3 separate regions of the Homo sapiens genome follow, and all the other regions are linked to region 1. The links are chromatin contacts, found by Hi-C or POLR2A ChIA-PET in ENCODE. All regions are on one chromosome and are shown on one strand. The core of a region is the stretch at or near the end of the contact, and the rest is flanking DNA. Distances in the headings are between cores, read along the strand shown. Region 1 holds the start of CRTC1 (CREB regulated transcription coactivator 1). Region 2 has its middle 18 kb from the start of COMP. Region 3 holds the start of COMP (cartilage oligomeric matrix protein).

What was found. Hi-C counts contacts between places; a loop is a spot of excess contacts on that map. ChIA-PET counts read pairs that join two places held with the same protein, here RNA polymerase II (POLR2A). Pooled maps may share reads with other maps.
Region 2: a map of ascending aorta shows a loop between it and region 1 (2.8-fold over the local background). The contact joins the enhancer-like site here to the promoter of CRTC1 in region 1. A Hi-C loop is called at or near these places in 1 of 168 maps with a recorded cell type or tissue (ascending aorta) and 3 of 50 pooled maps. POLR2A ChIA-PET finds 5 or more read pairs at or near these places in 4 of 52 experiments (HEK293, MCF 10A, RWPE1 and 1 more).
Region 3: a pooled map shows a loop between it and region 1 (2.2-fold over the local background). The contact joins the promoter of COMP here to the promoter of CRTC1 in region 1. A Hi-C loop is called at or near these places in 3 of 50 pooled maps. POLR2A ChIA-PET finds 5 or more read pairs at or near these places in 4 of 52 experiments (GM10248, GM12878, HEK293 and 1 more).

Annotation. Positions count from the first base shown.
Region 1 is chr19:18,681,403-18,685,901 of GRCh38, forward strand. It overlaps CRTC1 (CREB regulated transcription coactivator 1), which reads left to right and starts at 2,278. Exons shown (of 14, transcript NM_015321.3): 1 at 2,278-2,426. The coding sequence starts at 2,301. RefSeq lists an enhancer at 1,668-1,967 and a silencer at 2,178-2,267.
Region 2 is chr19:18,807,511-18,812,009 of GRCh38, forward strand. No RefSeq gene overlaps it. Among named protein-coding and RNA genes, the nearest start is that of COMP, 18 kb to the left of the region's middle. Within about 2 kb of position 2,086, at least 7 of the 41 ENCODE cell types and tissues checked have a DNase peak (open chromatin) inside an H3K27ac peak, as active enhancers do; they include ascending aorta, where a contact is called at or near this core.
Region 3 is chr19:18,790,055-18,794,553 of GRCh38, forward strand. It overlaps COMP (cartilage oligomeric matrix protein), which reads right to left and starts at 1,251. Exons shown (of 19, transcript NM_000095.3): 1 at 1,137-1,251; 2 at 796-881; 3 at 508-559; 4 at 1-60. The coding sequence starts at 1,215. RefSeq lists enhancers at 1-410, 411-991, 992-1,570.

The DNA.
Region 1 (4,499 bases), core at 1,028-3,527:
GAAAGTCAGAACCAGTGTTCCCCAAATAAGGGTTGTTGACACTAAAAAGTTGAGGGAGTGGGTGGGGTTGAGAGAAGGAATATGCTTGTTAGGCAAAAAGTATAGGAGCTTACCAAAGTGCGCAAAATCATATCAAGAAGGAAGATGGCCGGGTGCGGTGGCTCATGTCTGTAATCCCAGCACTTTGGGAGGCTGAGGCGGGCGGATCACCTGAGGTCAGAAGTTCAAGACCAGCCTGGCCAACACGGTGAAACCCTGTCTCTACTAAAAATACAAAAAGTAGCCGGGTGTGGTGGTGGGTTCCTGTAATTCCAGCTACTTGGGAGGCTGAGGCAGGAGAATCACTTAAACCCCAGAGGCAGAGGTTGCAGTGAGCTGAGTCTGTGCCACTGCACTCCAGCCTGGGAAACAGAGACTCCGTCTCAAAAAAAAAAAAAAAAAAAAAATCCCATAAAAATTAGCTGAGCATCATGGTGCATGCCTGTAATCCCAGCTACTTGGGAGGCTGAGGTAGGAGAATCGCTTGAACCTGAGAGGCAGAGATTGCAGTGAGCCAAGGTTGCGCCACTGCACTCTAGCCTGGGCGACAGAGTGAGACTCTGTCTCAAAACAAAGATAAAGTAGGGCAGTGGCAATATCCAAGGCATTCTAAATGAAAATCGATATATATATATATATATTTAACATGAGCATTTTATTACCTGTTGTAAAGCATGAATCAAAGCATGTTTGGAAGATGTCAGCATCCCCTCCAGCCATCCTCAGTCCAATAAAATGTGTGCTTGTTGTGCCATTAGAGCCATCATCAATTCCCCCAGCTGACCTTCCTAGCTTCCACCCAGCCCATACTCTGAAATCCCTGCAGCCTCCTGAATATAAACTTTCAATATTGGTGGTTGGGGGTCCCTCTCTTGAGGGAGGGAGGGTTAGAGTCCCTCCTGCTTCCCTGGCTTACCACTCTGCCATCGGGGGAGTCTCTGCTCCTTCCTTCACTGCTGAGTCTTGATGGGATTTCTGGACCCTTCTGTTAGCACCTTGTTGCAAAATAGAGATCCTTGAACAAGACTGGACTGGAGAAGTATGCAGAGGGAAGGCTGAAGCTCTGTAACTCCAGTTCTTTGGGCTCAGGTATCCAGAGAATAGCAATATGCCCATTGCAAGGGAATGGGAAAAAGTAGTCGTCGGCTGGACATGGTGGCTCACGCCTGTAATCCCAGCACTTAGGGAGGGCGAGGCGGGTGGATCACCTGCTGTCAGGAGTTCAAGACCAGCCTGGCCAACATGGTCTTTAGTCTCTACTGAAAATAAAAAAATTAGCTGGGCGTGGTGGCGCCTGCCTGTAATCCTAGCTACTGGAGAGGCTGAGGCAGGAGAATGGCTTGAACCTGGGAGGAGGAGGTTGCAGTGAGCCGAGATCGCACCACTGCATTCCAGTCTGGGCGACAAGGGCAAAACTCGGTCTCAAGGGAAAAAAAAAAAAAAAAAAGAAAGTCGTTAAGGGCAACAGCTAGGTTTATGGACTGAGAGAGCCGATTGCAGGGTTCAGGTCTTAGCTAAGATAACTTTCCGCCTCCCTGTCTGTGGTGGCTGCAGGAGCCTCCCTCCCTAATGTTCTGTGGCTGGCCACTGGTCTTATTTACCGCATCACATTTACCTCCATCTGAAAAGTTCTTGGTTATTTGTGTGCTATGTCTGCCCCCTCTCTGACTGTACACTCCATAAGGGCAGGGATCACCTCTGCTTGTTCACGCCTGTACTCCAGTTTGCCTGGCACATAGTAGGTGCTCAGTAAATATTCCTTGAATGAATGAATGCATGAGTGACCAACGCCCTAGTCTGTTTTCAGAGCTCTTAGTCCAAACCCAGGTTCAACTTGGGGTGCCACCAATCCTTGCGGGGGGGGGTGCCTGGCCCCACCCTTGTGAATTGGGAGGATCTGGGTCAGGCCGTCTCCCTCTTGGGGGCTCCAGTGCCCCAGCCGATCCGCGGTCCTTGTCCAACAGCCCAGAGGCCGCTGTCCAGCGGGCCAGGAGGCGGATCACTGCGTCGGCGTTGAAATTTCCACTCGCGCTCCACCGCCCTTCCCGCGGGCCCCGAGCGCGCGCCTGGGCGCGCGCATGCGCCTTCGCCCCCGCGCCGCGCGCCGCTCCTGTGCGCCTGCGCCGCGCTCACGACCGCCGGCGCGCCTGCGCACTGCTCGCCGCCCGTGGGCCCAGCCGGCGCTTGCGCGGTGGCACGGGCGAGTGGGGGGGCGAGGAGGTGGAGGAGGAGGAGGAGGAGGAGGAGGTGGCGGCGAGAAGATGGCGACTTCGAACAATCCGCGGAAATTCAGCGAGAAGATCGCGCTGCACAATCAGAAGCAGGCGGAGGAGACGGCGGCCTTCGAGGAGGTCATGAAGGACCTGAGCCTGACGCGGGCCGCGCGGGTAAGGGGGCTGCCCGCGCCGACCCTTCAGGGCCGGCGGAGGGAGGGAGGGGGCGCGTGTCCGGCGCGTGCACGGGGCGGGGTGGGGGGGGGCGCGGCGGGGGCGGGGCGCGCGCGGCGGGGGCGGGGCTTGGCACGGCCCGAGGGGGACAGGTGTCCCCACGCCCCGGGCGTCGTGGGCGGGACAGGTGACCCCACAAAATCCATACCTGATGGGGTACAGGTGCCCTGCATCACTGCTCCCCGGAGGAGACAGGGGCCTCTATATCATTACTACTAGGAGGGAACAGGTGCTAGTACCTCGTCGTTACCTGACAGGGGACAGGTGTCCCTACATCATTGTTACCCGAGGGGGACAGGTGCCCCACATTATTACTACCTGGAAGGGACAGGTGCCCCCGCATCATTGCTACCTGGGGGGGCAGGATGACACAGGTGTATGAGCTGGGTGCTGCTTGCAAGCACCATTGGTAGCTGGGGGTGAGGGTGCAAGTGCCCCCGCATCCTTGCTACCTGGGAGGGACAGATGCCCTCCCATTCTTGCTACCTGAGGGGGACCGGTGTCTCTACGTCATGGTTACCTGTGCCTTTACTCCCTGGGTGTTGGGGGAGGAACGGATGTCCCCACTTGCAGAGCTGAGGTGGGACAGGGATCTCTCCCTCTTGGACAGCTGAGGGAATGGTCAGATCCTGTCCCCCAGGGGGTCCAGAGGGGGGCCAAGAAGGCAGATTGTGCTCAGTCCTGGAACTTGGAGTGGAGACAGCTGCCCCTTCTCCATGTAGCCCATATGGTGGGGGCCAGGTGATGTTCCTCCCAGTGGAACAGGGGATGCTGACCACAGCCCCTGCCCTCTCAGGACCAGGGTGGAGGGCCAGGTCTGCCTCAGGTGGCTGGGCGCATTTGGTGTGCAGGGGCAGGCCAGGTTCTGCCAGGCTCCTGTCTGGCAGAGCAGATACCCTGCAAATCTCACCTGGGAAGTTGCTGTGGGCCAGGAGCAGGGGCTTGGGGCTGGTGTCTGAGCACGGCAAGGCACCCGAGTTCCTCAGGCCTCAGTTTCTTGTCAGGCATTCTAGCAAGACCTTCCTCTTGGGGCAGGGTGGTGAGCACACTCTGCAAAGGTGATGCTGAATCTCCACTTTGTTCTTGCAGTGTGGTGAGACCTCTCTCCTGCATCCTGGGGCCTTGGGGAGGGTTTGGGTGGGCTTTGCAGATGCTCGTATCCCTGGTTTCCAGATTCAGCCACTGATGTGACTGGCTCAGGTAGACTTAACCTCAGTCTCTGATTCCTTAGGTAGCACTTTCAGTCTGTGTTACTTTGTAACTAGTTGTTTGTTTCTCTGAGAGATTGTGACCTTATAGACTAGGATTTGTGTCTTCATTTCTGTGTTGGTAATGATTGGGAGCTCACTGTCACCCAGGTACTGCTTTAGGCATGCTCGGTGAGTGTGCCACATCTGTCCTCCCAGCTCCAAGCAGCTACATTCTTGCTCAGGATGTAGAGAAAGAGATGGCTGGTGAATGAATGAATGAAAAAAAAATAAGAAAATGGCCAGGTGTGGTGGCTCATGCCTGTAATCCCAGCACTTTGGAAGGCTGAGGCAGTGGATCACCTGAGGTTAGGAGTTCGAGACCAGCCTGGCCAACGTGGTGAAACCCTGTCTGTACTAAAAATATAAAAATTAGCCGGACGTGGTGGTAGCTACCTGTAATCCCAGCTACTGGGGAGGTTGAGGTGGGAGAATCACTTGAACCTGGGAGGTGGAGGTTGCAGTGAGCCGAGATCATGTTACTGTACTCCAGCCTGGGTGACAAGAGTGAAACTCCATTTCAAAAAAAGAAAATAAGAAGAAAGTGTGCAACTTGAGCATCCTTCCACGTGAGTGTCCCCCACATATCAGGGCTTCTGAGGCAGGAGTGGCCACTTCTTTTTGTCTCCAGCACATGGTGTGTGCTGGCATGCAGTTGTTGTCAAATGTTTGCAGTGTGACCGGAAGAAAGGGGTCACAGTAGGTTCATGGGTGTCATTCTGATTAGAAGTCCAGTTTCTGCGTGGGATTGGAAATAGATTATTGT
Region 2 (4,499 bases), core at 836-3,335, 130 kb after region 1:
AATTGGCCTGGTAAGAGGCCACAGAGGGTGCTCGGGTGGGGGGACCAGCGTGTGTAAAGGCTTGGAGGCGACAGAGAACGATGGAGTGTTTCTGGAACTGTGTGTAGAGGGGCCCAACTCACACAGAGTGAGGGGAGAAAGGGCCATACTGCTGGAAGGGCCCACAAGCCCTGGGACGATGGGACTTGGACTCCATCCCAGGGCAATGGGGAGCCATGGGAGGTATGTGAGCAGAAGGCACATCAGACCTGTACCCCCTCGTCCTGTGCCAGGTACCGAGAGGCTCCCTCCCAGACCTGGGAACCCCATGGGCTCAACATGCATGGTAGACACATCTCAAAGCAGTTTTATGTGAATTCCTGAGGAGAGCTGTCTCCAACAGGCCAGGCCACCCGCTATCCTCACCACCACGGGGCTGGGGAGGTCTGTCGTCCACAGGAGCCTCCCAGACCCAGATAATGCGCTGACAGCTGCCTGGCCCTGCCTGGGCCTCGAGGCCTCCCCCCAGCATGGCTGGGTTCCCCCGAGGCCCGGGTCTGACTACCCCTTCCCGGCCTGACTACCCCTTCCTGGCCCTCGGTGGATGCTGAAGACATTTCTTCTTATTCCGCTGGAATTTTCCTCGTGGACCATGCCAGCGCCTCCAGAAACACATGAAAGGAAAATGTTTCCAGTCTGAGCAGGGCTGTTTTATTGCTCTCCGGGCTGGGAGTCTGACCACAGAGTGGAAAGGGCTCGTCATACCACTGTTCCTCCTGCTGAAGCGGCTCGGACCCGGCCCGCCCTGCCATGCCCTCCTTGGAGGCCCGGGTTCTGCAGGGTTTTTTTTTTTTTCCTTTTTTTTGAGAGAGGGTCTTGCGCTGTCACCCAGGCTGAACAGGCTGGGGTGCAGTGGTGCGATCTCGGCTCACTGCAGCCTCCACCTCCTAGGCTCAAGCGACCCTCCTGCCTCAGCCTCCTGAGTAGCAGGGACTACAGTCTCTTGCCACCATGCCTGGCTAACTTTCCAAAACTTTTTGTAGAGATGGGATCTCCCTATGTTGCCCAGTTTGGTCTTGGACTCCTGGGCTCATGTGATCCTCCTGCCTCGGCCTCCCAAAGTGCTAGGATGACAGGCATGAGGCATTGCTCCTGGCCTCTGCAGGGTTTTTCCAGCTAAGGAAAGTTTCCCCTGCCCTTGTCCCCCTGACCAGGGAGCAACTCCCTCAAAAAATAGAGGTTGGGGGCCGGGCACACTGGCTCATGCCTGTAATCCCAGCACTTTGGGAGGCTGAGGTGAATGGATCACCTAAGGTCAGGAGTTCGAGACCAGGCTGGCCAACATGATGAAACCCCGTCTCTACTAAAAATACAAAAATTAGCCTGGTATGCTGGCACATGCCTATAATCCCAGCTACTCAGGAGGCTGAGGCACAAGAATCTCTTGAACCTGGGAGGCGGAGGTTACAGCGAGCTGAGATCTCACCACTGCACTCCAGCCTGGGTGACAGAGTAAGACTCTGTCTCAAAAAAGAAAAGAAAGAAAATAGAAAAGAAAAGAGGAAAGGAAAAAGAAAAATAGAGGTTGGGAGCTCAACCTTGGAGCTGATGCGTTTTTCCATCGTTTATTCATTCAACAGTCTACTTTTTTCCCAGAGTGTGCCCATTTCTGCATCGGGTGCTGGGGCGCAAATGGGAACAAGGAGGATCTGTCACTATTCTTTGGGAGCTCGTGGAAAGGTGGAAGGGGGGGCTTCATGTGACCCCATTCCCAGAGCTGAACATGGAGGCTTGGGGGGAAGCTGCTTGCCTGAGATGGTGCAAGGGAATAAGTGACAGGGTCAGAACGCAACACACAGAGTGGCTCCAAAACCGGTTTTCTGGTGTGGTGGCCCGTGCCTGTAATCCCAGCCACTCAGGAGGCTGAGGCAGGAGAACTGCTTGACCCCTGGAAGCTGCACTCTAGCCTGGGCAACAGAGTGAGACTCAGTCTCAAAAAATATATAAAATAAAATAAAATAAAGTGCACAATTCCCTGGCATTCAGTGCACACACCATGTTGTGCAATCACTACCTCGATCTACTTCCAGACTATTTCGTCACCCCGTAAAGACGCTCCGTTCCCATCAGCGGTCACTCCCCCTTCCTCTCCCCAGGCCCTGGCAACCACAAATCTGCTTTCTGTCTCTGTGGATTTGCCAGTTCTGGCCATTTCCTACAAATGGAATCACACACTATGTGACATTTCGTGTCTGGCATCTTTCACTTGGCATGTGTTTTTGGGGTTCGTCCATGCTGTAGCAGGGAGCAGTGCATCCTTCCTCTTTTGTTTTGTTTTTGTTTTGTACTTCATTCCTTTTTGTGGCTGAATCATATTCCATTGCATAGATGGACCACATTTTGTTTATCCATTCGTCTGTTGAGGGACATTTGGATCATTTCTACTTTTTGGTTATTTAATTTCCTTTTATTTATTTATTTTATTTTTGAGACAGAGTCTCACTCTGTCGCCCAGGCTGGAGTGCAGTGGCGTGATCTCGGCTCATTGCAACCTCCGCCTCCTGGGTTTCAGAGATTCTTCTGCCTCAGCCTCCTGAGTAGCTGAGACTACAAGTGCGTGCCACCACACCCCAGTAATTTTTGTATTGTTTTGTGTTTTTTTTTTTCCTTTTTGAGATGGAGTCTCACTCTGTCACCCAGGCTGGAGTACAGTGGCACAGTCTCGGCTCACTGCAACCTCCGCCTCCCAGGTTCCAGCGATTATCCTGCCTCAGCCTCCCAAGTAGCTGGGACTACAGGTGCATGCCACCACGCCCGGTTAATTTTTGTATTTTTTAGTAGAGATGGGATTTCACCATATTGGCCAGGCTGGTCTCAATCTCCTGACCTCATGATCCATCTGCCTCAGCCTCCCAAAGTGCTGGGATTACAGGCATGAGCCACCACGTCCGGCCCTAATTTTTGTATTTTTAATAGAGACAGGGCTTCACCATGTTGGCCAGGCTGGTCTCGAACTCCTGACCTCAAGTGATCTGCCAACCTTGGTCTTCCCAAGTGCTGGGATTACAGGCGTGAGCCACCGAGTCCAGCCTTTTTTTAGGGGACAGCAGGGTAACTCTCCGTCACCCAGACTGGAGTGCAGTGGCGTGATCATGGCTCATGGCAGCTTCAACATCCTGAGCTCAAATGATCCTCCTGCCTCGGCCCCCAAAATAGTTGGGACTACAGGTTCATGCCACTATGCCTGGCTTATTTTTTCTTTTTCTTTTTATTATTTATTTATTTTTTGAGATGGAGTTTCGCTCTGTCACCTAGGCTGGAGTGCAATGGTGCGATCTCAGCTCACCAAAATCTCCGCCTCCCGGGTTCAAGTGATTCTCCTGCCTCAGCCTCCCGAGGAGCGGGGATTACAGGCATGTGCCACCATGCCCGGCTAATTTTGTATTTTCAGTAGAGACGGGGTTTCTCCACGTTGGTCAGGCTGGTCTCAAACTCCCAACCTCAGGCGATCTGCCCGCCTCAGCCTCCCAAAGTGTTGGGATTACAGGCGTGAGCCATCACGCCTACTTCCTTTCTCACAATTTTAAACAGTGCTGTTATTGGCCTGGCACCGTGGCTCATGCCTATAATCCCAGCACTTTGGGAGGCCAAGATGGGTGGATCTCTTTGAGCTCAGGAGTTTGAGACCAGCCTGGGCAACACGGTGAAACTCTGTTTCTATAAAACATAACAAACAAACAAACAAACAAACAAAATTAGTCCGGCTTGGTGGCTCATGCCTGTAGTCCCAGCTACTCAGGAGGCTGAGTAGCTCTGTCGCCCAGGCTGGAGTGAAATGGTGTGATCTCAGCTCACCGCAACCTCTGCCTCCCAGATTCAAGCGATTCTCCTGCCTCAGCCTCCTGAGTAGCTGGGATTACAGGGGCCCACCACTACGCCCAGCTAATTTTTTGTATTTTTAGTAGAGACAGCATTTCACCATGTTGGCCAGGGTGACCTTGAACTTCTGACCTCAGGTGATCTGCCAGCCTCAGCCTCCCAAAATACTGGGATTACAAACATGAGCCACTGTGCCTGGCCTAGACCTCATATTTTTAAAAGCAGCTAGTCAGGGTTTTTTAGAGAAATAGAAGCAATTGGATAGGCATGTATTGATAGAAAAAGATTTATTGTGAGGGATTGGCTCACACACTTATGGAGGCTGAGAAGTCCTACTATCTGCTGGCTGCAAACTGTGGACCCAGGAAGCCAGTGATGTCTTTTTTTTTGTTTTTTTGTTTTTGTTTTTCTTTCTTTCTTTTTGAGATGGAGTCTCACTCTGGCCCAGGCTGGAGTACAATGACGCAATCTCAGCTCACTGCAACCTCCACCTCCCAGGTTCAAGTGATTCTCCTGCCTCAGCCTCCTGAGTAGCTGAGATTACAGGTGCGCACCAACCATGCTCCGTTAATTTTTGTATTTTTTAGTAGAGATGGGGTTTCACCATATTGGCCAGGCAGGTCTCGAACTCCTGACCTCAT
Region 3 (4,499 bases), core at 1-2,500, 110 kb after region 1:
GCGCGCAGTGGAGCAGGGGCCGCACGCTGGGTAGGCCGGTGCGTACTGACTGCTGCATCCCTGCGGGGGGGAGGGGGGAGAAGCGGCGGGGCTGATCGGTGGCTCGCCCGGGGGCAGAGCCTATCATGGCCACGCCCCGGGGCTGGAGGCTTCCCCTTCCCCCCCACCCCCCGCCCCGGGGCGGCCCGAAATCCTGCGCTGTCCGCGATCCCGCCCCAGAGGCTGCGCGCTCTGACCGCGGGGTCTCCCCGGTCTCTTCTCTGAGTCTCTGTCCCGCTTTTCTGCCCCGTGGCGTCTCTCACTTCCCCAAAACTCTCTCACCGCTTCTGTCTCTTTTTGTCTCTGTTTCTACACACCCCATCCCATTCCCGTTCGTCCGTCCACCTCTCCGTCAGCCTCCATCTCCTTCCGTCTCTTTTCCTCCCCAGCTTTCCCTGGCTCTCTGTCTCTGTCTCTGTGTCTCTGTCTCCCGTCTCTTCTCTCTCCCGACCGCCCCGCCGCGCTCACCGCACGCGTCACACTCCATCACCGTGTTTTTCAGGAACGTGATCTCCCTGACCTGCAGGGGTGGGATGGAATCAGCGGGGTCCCAACCTCTCCTCATCCCTCGGGTCTCCCCTCTCTCTACCCCGGGGTCCCTTTCTACAGCCTCTTTTCGCCAAGGACTCCCTACCCGCCGACCCCCTTCCCTCCCCATCTCCTCTCCACCTTCTCGGGTACTTCCTCTCTCCTCGCTGGGAACTGAGACCCCCTTCCGTTCCCTGGCACTCCCTGCCCCGCACCCGGGCCCCGCACCTGCTGCCGCAGCAGCTCCCGCACGTCCTGCAGCGCCGCGTTGGTTTCCTGCAGTTCCCGAAGCATCTGCGGGCCCAGGTCTGAGCCTGCGGCGGCAGGGGACCTGGTGAGGCGTCATGGGGCCGGGGAATCCCACCACCAACTCCCACCGTTGCAGCGAACCCGGACCTCCGAGGCCCCACTGCGCTCCTCTAGTCTCGGTCCCGCCACCTGCTTTCTGCGCCCGGCACGTCCCCTACGAACAGTCCGTGAGCCCCAAACAGCCTGGATCCCGGGCCTCTCACGGGTCCTACAGTCCGTTGTGGGGCCGTGGGCACGGCGCGGGTGCTAACGCGGCTTACCCAACGGGCTCTGGCCCTGTCCGGACGCGCCGAGGGCAGCCAGGGTGAGCAGAAGAACGCAGGCGGTGTCGGGGACCATGGCGGTGGCGGGGAGCTGGGTGGCTGCTCGCTTTCTACCGCCCACGAGGCCCGCGGGGCCTATTTATCCCCAAGGCACGGCCGGCCCCAGGGACGGCCCACCACAGCCCTGCCCAACGTCCAGCCTCAAGGTAAACAGATGGCGCTGGCCCCTGCGTTCAAGTCCCCGCCCGGAATGCCCCGCGAAGTCGCCCGCGGCTGAATCCGACATGGTGGGGAAACTGAGTCCCGGGGTCTGTGGAGAGAGCTGGTGGGGCAGGGAGTCAGGGGGTACTGCCCCCACTTTCATTCACTGTGTGTGTGCGTCTGTGTGTGTGTGTGTGTGTGTGTGTGACGGGGTGTGGCTGTATCGCATCCTCTTGCTTCAGTCTCCCATGTAGCTGGGACTACAAGCCCGCACCACCAAGTCCAGCTAATTTATTTTTATTTTTATTTTTATTTTTAGAGACCGGGTCTGGCTATGTCCTGCAGGCTAGTAGTCTCAAACTCCCGGCCTCAAGCGATACTCCCCACATAACTGGGATTACAGGATCCAGCCATAGCATTCAGCTCATTGATTGATTGATTGATTGAGTGCTTGCTGTATGCCAAACCTGAGTTCCAGTTCCAAACAAGGCAGGCTCCATGGCCACGCTCTCAGCTCACACTTCGGGAAACAGAGTCACCAGCGTCTGAAAAAATAGGTCCACCCACTATGGATCAGACTGACTGGCCCTCCACTCCTCCTGAAGTGCTTCAAAACTGGGTAAGTTGCTGGGTGCGGTGGCTCACACCTGTAATCCCAGCACTTTGGGAAGCCAAGGCGGGCAGATCACCTGAGGTCAGGAGTTTGAGACCAGCCTGGCTAACATGGTGAAACCCCATCTCTACTAAAAGTACAAAAATTACCCAGGCGTAATTCCTCCCTTGCACAATGGAGGTAATAAGTTAATAATTATTAATTAATGATTAATAGTAATGATGATTATGATGATGAATGGAAAATAGGGGAGGGGCAGTTGAGACCTGGGACTCTCAATTTTCCTGCCTCTGTCCAAGGAGGCCGCTTCTGGCCCCAACGCTGGAGGGCTGCAAATGACTCCCCCCAACCCAACTCATTGCTGGTGTTCCCTCCCCTCCCCATGGTCCCTCGGCTGGTGGAGGAGGGGACAGCGTTCAGGATCTTGCCCCAACCCCTGTCCAAGGGGACAGGCCCACTTGGTTTTCCAATCTGCGCAATGGGGTGTGAGGCCCCCATCTGGAGGGGAGCAAGTTAAAGGGCTCTAGCAAGGGGAGGTCCGGGGCTTCTGTTTGTCCAGGCTGTGCCATACCTTCCAAACTGTGCTCCAGCTGCTGTGGGAACAGCCTGTAATAAAAATAAAAGTTACCGCTAACTGGCCAGCCACACTCTGGAGTTACAAAACCCCTTAACCTCCTGCAATCAGTTAACACTCTCCACTCCCACCTTCCAGTACTCACAGCGTCTATTCTATAGACAGAGAAACTGAGGCCCAGAGAGAAAAAGTGACTGGCCTAAGGCCACTGCCCGAGGGCAGGGGTGAATCTAGACTCAGAGCCAGATATGTTTTCTGGGGAGCCTACAGAGAAGTCACCGAGGGCTTCCTGGAGGAGGTAGCAAGGAGACAGACATAAAAGAAAAGGAGGACTTGGATCAGCAGAGGGAAAAGGTGAGGGCAGTTTTGGTGGAGGGAAGCATGTGAAGCTTGGAGGTGGGGACATTTCTAGACACAATAATTATTTCACAAACATCAAGGACTGTTGTGTGTCATGTCTCCTGTGCTGGGTGATGGGCACACAGGGTGAAGAAGCCAGACCCAGTCTCTCCTTCAAATGGGGAGCCCAGTGGGCTCATGGCTGTGACGGGACACACAGACAATGGTAGGAGTCCCCAGGAAATTGATCTGTTTGAAAGGGGATGGGTCAGGGCGGGCTTCTGGAGGAGGAGGGACCACCAAGCTGAGGACCGGATGATGAGGAGGACACAGCCAGGCAGAGGTAGCAGAAAGTCATTCCAGGTAGAGGAAACAGCATAGGCAAAGGCCCTGAGGCAGGAACCAACCTGGCCCGTTGGATGGACTGACCTCAAGGTGACAAGCTCTTGGGGCTCAGTGAGAAGCAGGAGATGAGGCTGTGTGTGAAAGGGCAGTGCTGGTGGTGTGGGGCTCCAGTGGTCTCCCGAGGGTAATGGGGAGCCACAGAGAGTGCGTGAAGAGAGACAGGCCTATAAGTGGAGTGTTGGTGGAAGCAGCTGGTCCCAGCCAGAGCATTTCCAATGAAGCCTGTCCTCAATAGTGCCTGCCCTGCCTGCTGCCTACATTGGGGCCATGAGCTCACCTCCTGTTTTCCTTGGCCTTCAGCACACCTGGGGGCCGCTCCTGGCAGCACTGGAATTCTCGGGAAAACCACAGCTCCAGTGGGGCCTGGGGGCTGGCATATGCTGCACACAGCTAGGACAGGAGCACATGGAAGCCAGGCCCCTGCCACAGGCTGGTCACAGTGCTGGGGCTTGGACACACGTGGCCTTATCCATGGCTGGGCCACGGGGAGTTGCAGGGAAGGGCATTCCAGGCGGAGGGAACTACAAAGGTGGAGTTCCTGAGGGTGTCCCAAGATCGGACAACAGAGGCCCGGAAAGGGGATGTCTGGGGTCACACTCCTGCCTCCTGGATCTCGCCAGCCCTGAAATCCCCCTTCTAGGCAGCAGTCCCCTCCTCCTGTGCACACCACACTTGCCTCAGATTACAGAATAACTCACTGTAGGTGTCATTCTGGGCCTTTGTACCTGCTGTTCCCCCCACCTCGTACAAACTCCTCCATCCTTCAAGGTCCAGCTATAATGTCCCCTCCTCCAGGAAGCCTTCCCTGCTGATATTCTCCAGATAACCTTCCAGCCTAGCCATGATCCTCGGGACTGTGAGTGTCTGTGGTTTGCTCTGTCCCTCCGAGCCTGAGGGGCTCCCACCCAGGGGCCTGGACTGGTGTAGAAAGGTTAGGCTGGAGGGCTTGGTGAGCCGGGACAGCATCCCTATGATTCGTGTTCATTACTATTTTTTTTTTTTTTTTTTGAGATGGAGTCTCACTTTTGTCGCCCAGCTGGAGTGCGATGGTGCAATCTCGGCTCACTGCAACCTCTGCCTCCTGAGTTCAAGTGATTCCCCTGCTTCAGCCTCCTGAGTAGCTGGGATTACTGGCACCTGCCACCACGCCCAGCTAATTTTTTTATATTTTTAGTAGAGACGGGGTTTCACCATGTTGGCCAGGTTGGTCTCGAACTTCTGACCTCAG